Regions from separate parts of the Homo sapiens genome. Here region 1 is linked to region 2. A link is a loop called in an ENCODE intact Hi-C map of the cell type or tissue named here. Cell type or tissue: sigmoid colon. All regions are shown on one strand. Links, peaks and the distances in the headings refer to the core of each region. The heading gives the core; the rest is flanking DNA. Region 1 overlaps POLA2 (DNA polymerase alpha 2, accessory subunit). Region 2 has its middle 12 kb from the start of MALAT1.

Region 1 (2,908 bases), core at 268-2,767, 220 kb before region 2:
TTTTAGTCTCTCTCAGATTGCATTCAAGAGGGTTAATTCCCACATCTCTTCTCCTCCCTTCGACTAGACTTAGCTCCTTAAGACAAAGACCATGTCTTTTTCATCTTTGCGTCTCCTTCAGCTCCTAGCCCAACAGCTGACTTCTATGGGTCACCTAACAATGTTAAACAAGTGAATAAACACCAAACATCTGCCGTCTAAATCTGTCTCCTTTCCTTTCTTGCAGAATTGTCTACTGACAAGTCCATTTGAAGACATTTTCAAGCAGTGTCTACGAACAATTATTGAAGGCACAAGAAGGTCAGATTTCAAAATACTGGACAGAACCTTAAGCTTCTTAGGTTTCTCCAGAGCTTCCCATTAAGAAACTGAAACTGCTTAAAAGTCGTGGCAGGGCCAGGCTCAGTGGATCACACCTGTAATCCCAGCACTTTGGGAGGCCGAGGCGGGCACATCACCTGAGGTCAGGAGTTTGAGACCAGCCTGGCCAATATGGTAAAACTCTGTCTGTACTAAAAATACAGAATTAGCCAGGCGTGGCGGTGGGCACCTGTAATCCCAGCTACTTGGGAGGCTGAGGCAGGAGAATCACTTGAACCTGGGAGGCAGAGGTTGCAGTGAGCCAAGATCGTGCCGTTGCACTCCAGCCTAGGCAAAAAGAGCGCAACTCCATCTCAAAAAAAAAAAAAAAAAAAAGCTGGGCGTGGTGGCTCACGCACTTTGGGAGGCCAAAGCAGGCGGATCACCTGAGGTCAGGAGTTCAAGACCAGCCTGATCAATATGGTGAAACCCTATCTCTACTAAAATTACAAAATTAGCTGGGCGTGGTGGCACATGCCTGTAATCCCAACTACTGCGGAGGCTGAGGCAGGAGAATCTCTTGAACCCAGGAGGCAGATGTTGCAGTGAGCCGAGACCACACCATTGCACTCCAGCCTGGGCAACAAGAACAAAACTCCTTTTCCAAAAAAAAATCATGGCAGTTCCTATTCTTTCCTTCCTTTTGAACTACCGAGATCAGCTAGAACCCTTGAACTTCAAGTGCAAGTTAAGAGGCATCTCTGTAAAACACAAAGATAAACATACTTGACAAGGCTGCATCGGCTCTCACTCTTTGGTTGCTCTTTCTCTTCTATACTTAGTTCCTTTTCTCACTCCCTTTTGTATAAACTAATATTCCACGGGAATCTTCCCAGGATGGTTTTGAGAAGTGTTTGATGACTTACGCAGTGAAATCCTGTGAGACCCCAAACATCTTGTTGTGTAAGTGATTGTATTGGGTAAGCCCAAGTTCCTCCCAAGTCAGTGCTTCCCCAGGGTGCGTGGGAAGCTGCCAGTGGCTACAGCTGGTGGTGATAGAAACTCTCAGTGAGGGTGGGGCCTTGAATCCTTGCCATAGACCAAACGGAAGGAACTGTGAGAGGTTACAGCAGTGATGAGAGAGCTGTGCAGTTCTCATTTGAGAGGAAAGTCACTGTTCCAGGAAGAGGCTAAAGCCGGAAGTGGAAAGTTATTCAGAAATCTGACATCCTCCATTCCTGTCCCTTTTCCCCAGTGCCAGGGTTTGAAAGAAGTTGGTATAGGTGGTAGATCTCCTCACAAGATCTGCATGCTTGTAGCTGAGCTAATAAAATACAAATATTCCTGAGGCTAAGCATTTAAAAACGAGTCTGTCACAAAGGTGGTTTTTAAAATAAGATGTCTAACCTTCCGCCTTTTAGCCATGAGAACTGATCCCAGAATCAATAAGTTGTAACATTACCTTCTTGTACCAGCAGTGTGGGCCAGGATGGTAGATGTCACAGCTGGAATAAAGAACATCCCCCAACTCACCCCAGAATCAGAGACTTGGGTTGTGCCAGTGACAACCATGTCTGGTTCTGCCCTTTCCTCCCCTGCCTCCCTCAGATGAAGGTGATGCAGGTGCCTTCCCTCTTCCCCAGATTTGCTGTGATCCTGGTCAAGTTCATCAGGCCTGGAGAGTGGTTGGAACTCCTCAGGAGATAGACCCCCAAAACACAGGAGCAGGGCTGTGTTCTTTTGTCAGCCCTTGGGGATAGGCAGGGACTGTGTTGTAGTGCCCTAACACTGGCTGGGTGCTTTCAGTTTGAGGTCGGGTTCTGTTTTTGGTTCCTTACCCCGTGTGGTATTGACAGCAGTGATAGAAATAAAGCACAGATGAGGCATTGTCACACTGGGGATGAGAGCCCAGCACCACCAGGCACTTTCATCTATGGCCAGTGTGTGCCACAGGGCAGGGGGAGCTGCCCCACCCTTCTAGAAACAGTATATAAACAGTTCTTGGGCAGAGAATTTCTTTGTATTCCTGAGAGGTCAGAAATGCAGAGCATTAAGCTGAGTCATCATTAGTAAAAGTCAGAGCCAGGCTAAGCACGGGGCTCACGCCTATAATCCCAGCACTTTAGGAGACTGAGGCGGGCAGATCACTTGAGGTCAGGAATTCAAGACCAACCTGGCCAACACGGCGAAACCCCATCTCTACTAAAAATACAAAAATTAGCCAGATGTGGTGGTGGGTGCTTGTAGTCTCAGCTACTCGGGAGGCTGAGGCAGAATTGCTTGAACCCAGGAGGTAGAGGTTGCAATGAGCCGAGATCGCACCACTGCACTCCAGCCTGGGCGACACAGCAAGACTCCATCTCAGAAAAAGAAAAAGAGCCAGTGAGAAAGCACCTCAGAGAAAGCGAGCAGAGCCCGCGGTTCTCGTCCTGTTTGCGGGAGCAGCTGGAGGACCCTCCCGCTGTGACGTACGAGGTTGTGCAATGCTGAGCATAGTTGGGATGTTTTTCTGATCCCTCCTTCTATAGGCGCTTTCTAACCATGAGCAGGAAGGCTATTTCCTCCTTAACTATTGCCCTTCCAAAGCCTACACTGAAACAGGGCAATT
Region 2 (2,908 bases), core at 268-2,767:
CACAGTTTTGGATTTCATCATCCTGATAATCCTGAGTTCAAGGGGCAGCTCCACCATTCCCCAACCCCTCCAAAACCTACCCTCTCAAGCCCCTCAGACCGAGGATCAGGGGCTGGTTGGTATGGACCTGTGTGAGATTTGGTTTGTTTTTGTTTTTGATACAGGGTCTCATTTTGTAGCTCAGGTTGGAATGCAGAGGCACAATCTAGGCTCGGCTCACTGCAACCTCTGCCTCTCAGGCTCAAGTGATCCTCCCATCTCAGCCCCGGGGTAGCTGGGATTATAGGAACACCTGCCACCACACCTGGCTAATTTTTTTTTTTTTTTGAGAAGCAGTCTTGCTCTGTCACCCAGGCTGGAGTGCAATGGTGCAATCTCGGCTCACTGCCTGCCACCTCCACCTCCTGGGTTCAAGCAATTCTTCTGCCTCAGCCTCTGGAGTAGCTGAGGCTACAGTTGTGCGCCACCACACCTGGCTAATTTTTTTGTATTTTTAGTAGAGACAGGGTTTCACCCTATTGTCCAGGCTGGTCTCAAACTCCTGACCTCGTGATCCGCTGTTTTCGTTTGGTTTGGGGTTTTTTTTTTTTTTGAGATGGAGTTTCATTCTTGTTCCCCAGGCTGGAGTGCAATGGCGCGATCTCCGCTCACTGCAACCTCTGCCTCCCGGGTTCAAGCAATTCTCCTGCCTCAGCCTCCTGAGCAGCTGGGATTACAGGCATGCGCCACCATACCTGTCTAGTTTTGTATTTTTAGTAGAGACGCGGTCTCTCCATATTGGTCAGGCTGGTCTGGAACTCCCGACCTCAGGTGATCCACCCGCCTCAGCCTCCCAAAGTGCTGGGATTACAGGCTTGAGCCACCACTCCTGGCCTAATTTTTGCATTTTTATTTTATTTTATTTATTTATTTATTTATTTATTTTTGAGACGGCGTCTTGTTCTGTCGCCCAGGCTGGAGTGCAATGGCGCGATCTCAGCTCACTGCAACCTCTACCTCCCAGGTTCACGCTATTCTCCTGCCTCAGCCTCTTGAGTAGCTGGGATTACAGGCACTCACGACGGTGCCCAGCTAATTTTTGTATTTTTAGTAGAGACGGGGGTGTCCGCCATGTTGGCCAGGCTGGTTTCGAACTCCTGAACTCAGGTGATCCGCCTCCCTCGGCTTTCCAAAGTGCTGGGATTACAGACTTGAGCCACTGCACCTGGCCCGGGCCGAGTACTTCTGACTTCAGGAAATGGATGAAATTACCAGACTTAGGGGAAGGGAACAGTGTGGGGAAGAGATCTGGGAGGGTTCTCATTCATGGGTTGTTGATTTGGAAGACCAGAAACCTGGCTCTGACAAAGCAGTGTTCTTTACGCCTCTGTTTTCCTATCTTTAATTGGGGACAGTGCTCTGTCAGTTTACTGTGACAAGCAAGAGTAGCCACAGTAGACCCACCTGGAAGCAACTAGAAATGACTTGGCTCTTGCTGCCATCTAGTGAACAAATTGGGCATTGCATGCGTTAGCTTTGGAATACATTGTAATACACTTGTTCAACAAACTTTTTTTTTTTTTTTGAGACTGAGTCTCACTCTGTCACCCAGGCTGGAATGCAGCGGTGCCATCTTCACTCACTGCAACCTCCGCCTCCTGGGTTCAAGCAATTCTCCTGTCTCAGCCTCCTGAGTAGCTGGGATTACAGGCTCCCACCACCACGCCCGGCTAATTTTTGTATTTTTAGTAGAGACAGGGTTTCACCATGTTGGCCAGGCTGATCTCGAACTCCTGACCTCAGGTGATCCACCTGCCTCAGCCTACCAAAGTGCTGGGATTACAGGCGTGAGCCACTGCACCCGTCTCAACAAGCATTTTTATTGCTGAGTAATACTCCCTTGTGTGGATATACCATGAAATTATTTTTAAAAATATTGGCTGAGGGCTGGGCGCGGTGGCTCATGCCTGTAATCCCAGCACTTTGGGAGGCCGAGGAGGGTGGATCACCTGAGGTTAGGAGTTCGAGACCAGCCTAGTCAATATGGAGAAACCTCCTCGTCTCTACCAAAAATACAAAAATGTTACAAACCTCACATTCGACACATGTATCCCAGGACTTAAAGTTAAAAAAAAATTATCTGAGTGTGATGGCACATGCCTGTAATCCCAGGTACTCGGGAGGCTGAGGCAGGAGAATTGCTTGAACCAGCGAGGCAGAGATTGCAGTGAGCCGAGATCATGCCATTGCACTCCAGCCTGGCCAACAGTGAGATTCCATCTCAAAAAAAAAAAAAAAAAAAAATTAAGGCCAGTCTCAGTGGCTCACGCCTGTAACCCCAGCACTTTGGGAGGCCAAAATGGACAGAACACTTGAAGTCAGGGGTTTGAGACCAGCCTGGCCAATGTGGTAAAACCTTGTTTCTACTAAAAATACAAAAAAATTAGCTGGGCGTAGTGGCACACATCTGTAATCCCAGCTATTCGGGAGGCTGAGACATGAGAATCACTTGAACCCAGGAGGTAGAGATCACGTCACTGCACTCCAGCCTGGGTACCAGAGTGAGACTCTGTTTAAAAAAAAATAAAAATTAAGAGTGGCTGGGCATGGTGGCTCACGCCGGTAATCCAAGTACTTTGGAAGGCTGCAGAGGGTGGATCTCTTGAGGCCAAGAGTTTGAGACCAACATGGCCAACACAGCAAGACCAAAAATATACAAAAATTAGCCAGGCGTGGTGGCTGGCTCCTGTAATCCCAGCTATTTGGGAGGCTGAGGCATTGCTTGAACCCAGGAGGTGGAGGCTACATTAGGCCGAGATCGCACCACTGCACTCCAGCCTGGACAACAGAGCAAGACTCTGTCTCAAAAAACAACAACAACAAAAAAGAGATTGTGTCTTGCTTTGTTATCCAGGCTGGTCTTGAACTC

Evidence for each region. Hi-C counts contacts between places; a loop is a spot of excess contacts. Peaks named below come from ENCODE experiments on the same cell type or tissue, not always from the same donor. Only the 100,000 strongest peaks of a DNase experiment are listed, where the experiment ranks them.
Region 1: a loop joins it to region 2, with 2.3 times the contacts of the local background. A loop is called at or near these places in 3 of 110 quality-filtered maps.

What each region holds. Positions count from the first base shown.
Region 1 is chr11:65,289,573-65,292,480 of GRCh38, forward strand. POLA2 (DNA polymerase alpha 2, accessory subunit) reads left to right here. Exons shown (of 18, transcript NM_002689.4): 13 at 227-300. Among named protein-coding and RNA genes, the nearest start is that of CDC42EP2, 24 kb to the right of the region's middle. In sigmoid colon, for the core only: no CTCF peak of the experiment used is centred there; DNase peaks (open chromatin) are centred at 1,359, 2,499 and 2,749; H3K4me3 peaks cover 817 bases; H3K27ac peaks cover 2,070 bases.
Region 2 is chr11:65,509,464-65,512,371 of GRCh38, forward strand. No RefSeq gene overlaps it. Among named protein-coding and RNA genes, the nearest start is that of MALAT1, 12 kb to the left of the region's middle. In sigmoid colon, for the core only: a CTCF peak has its summit at 1,491 (motif pointing left); DNase peaks (open chromatin) are centred at 358, 1,118 and 1,488; H3K27ac peaks cover 725 bases.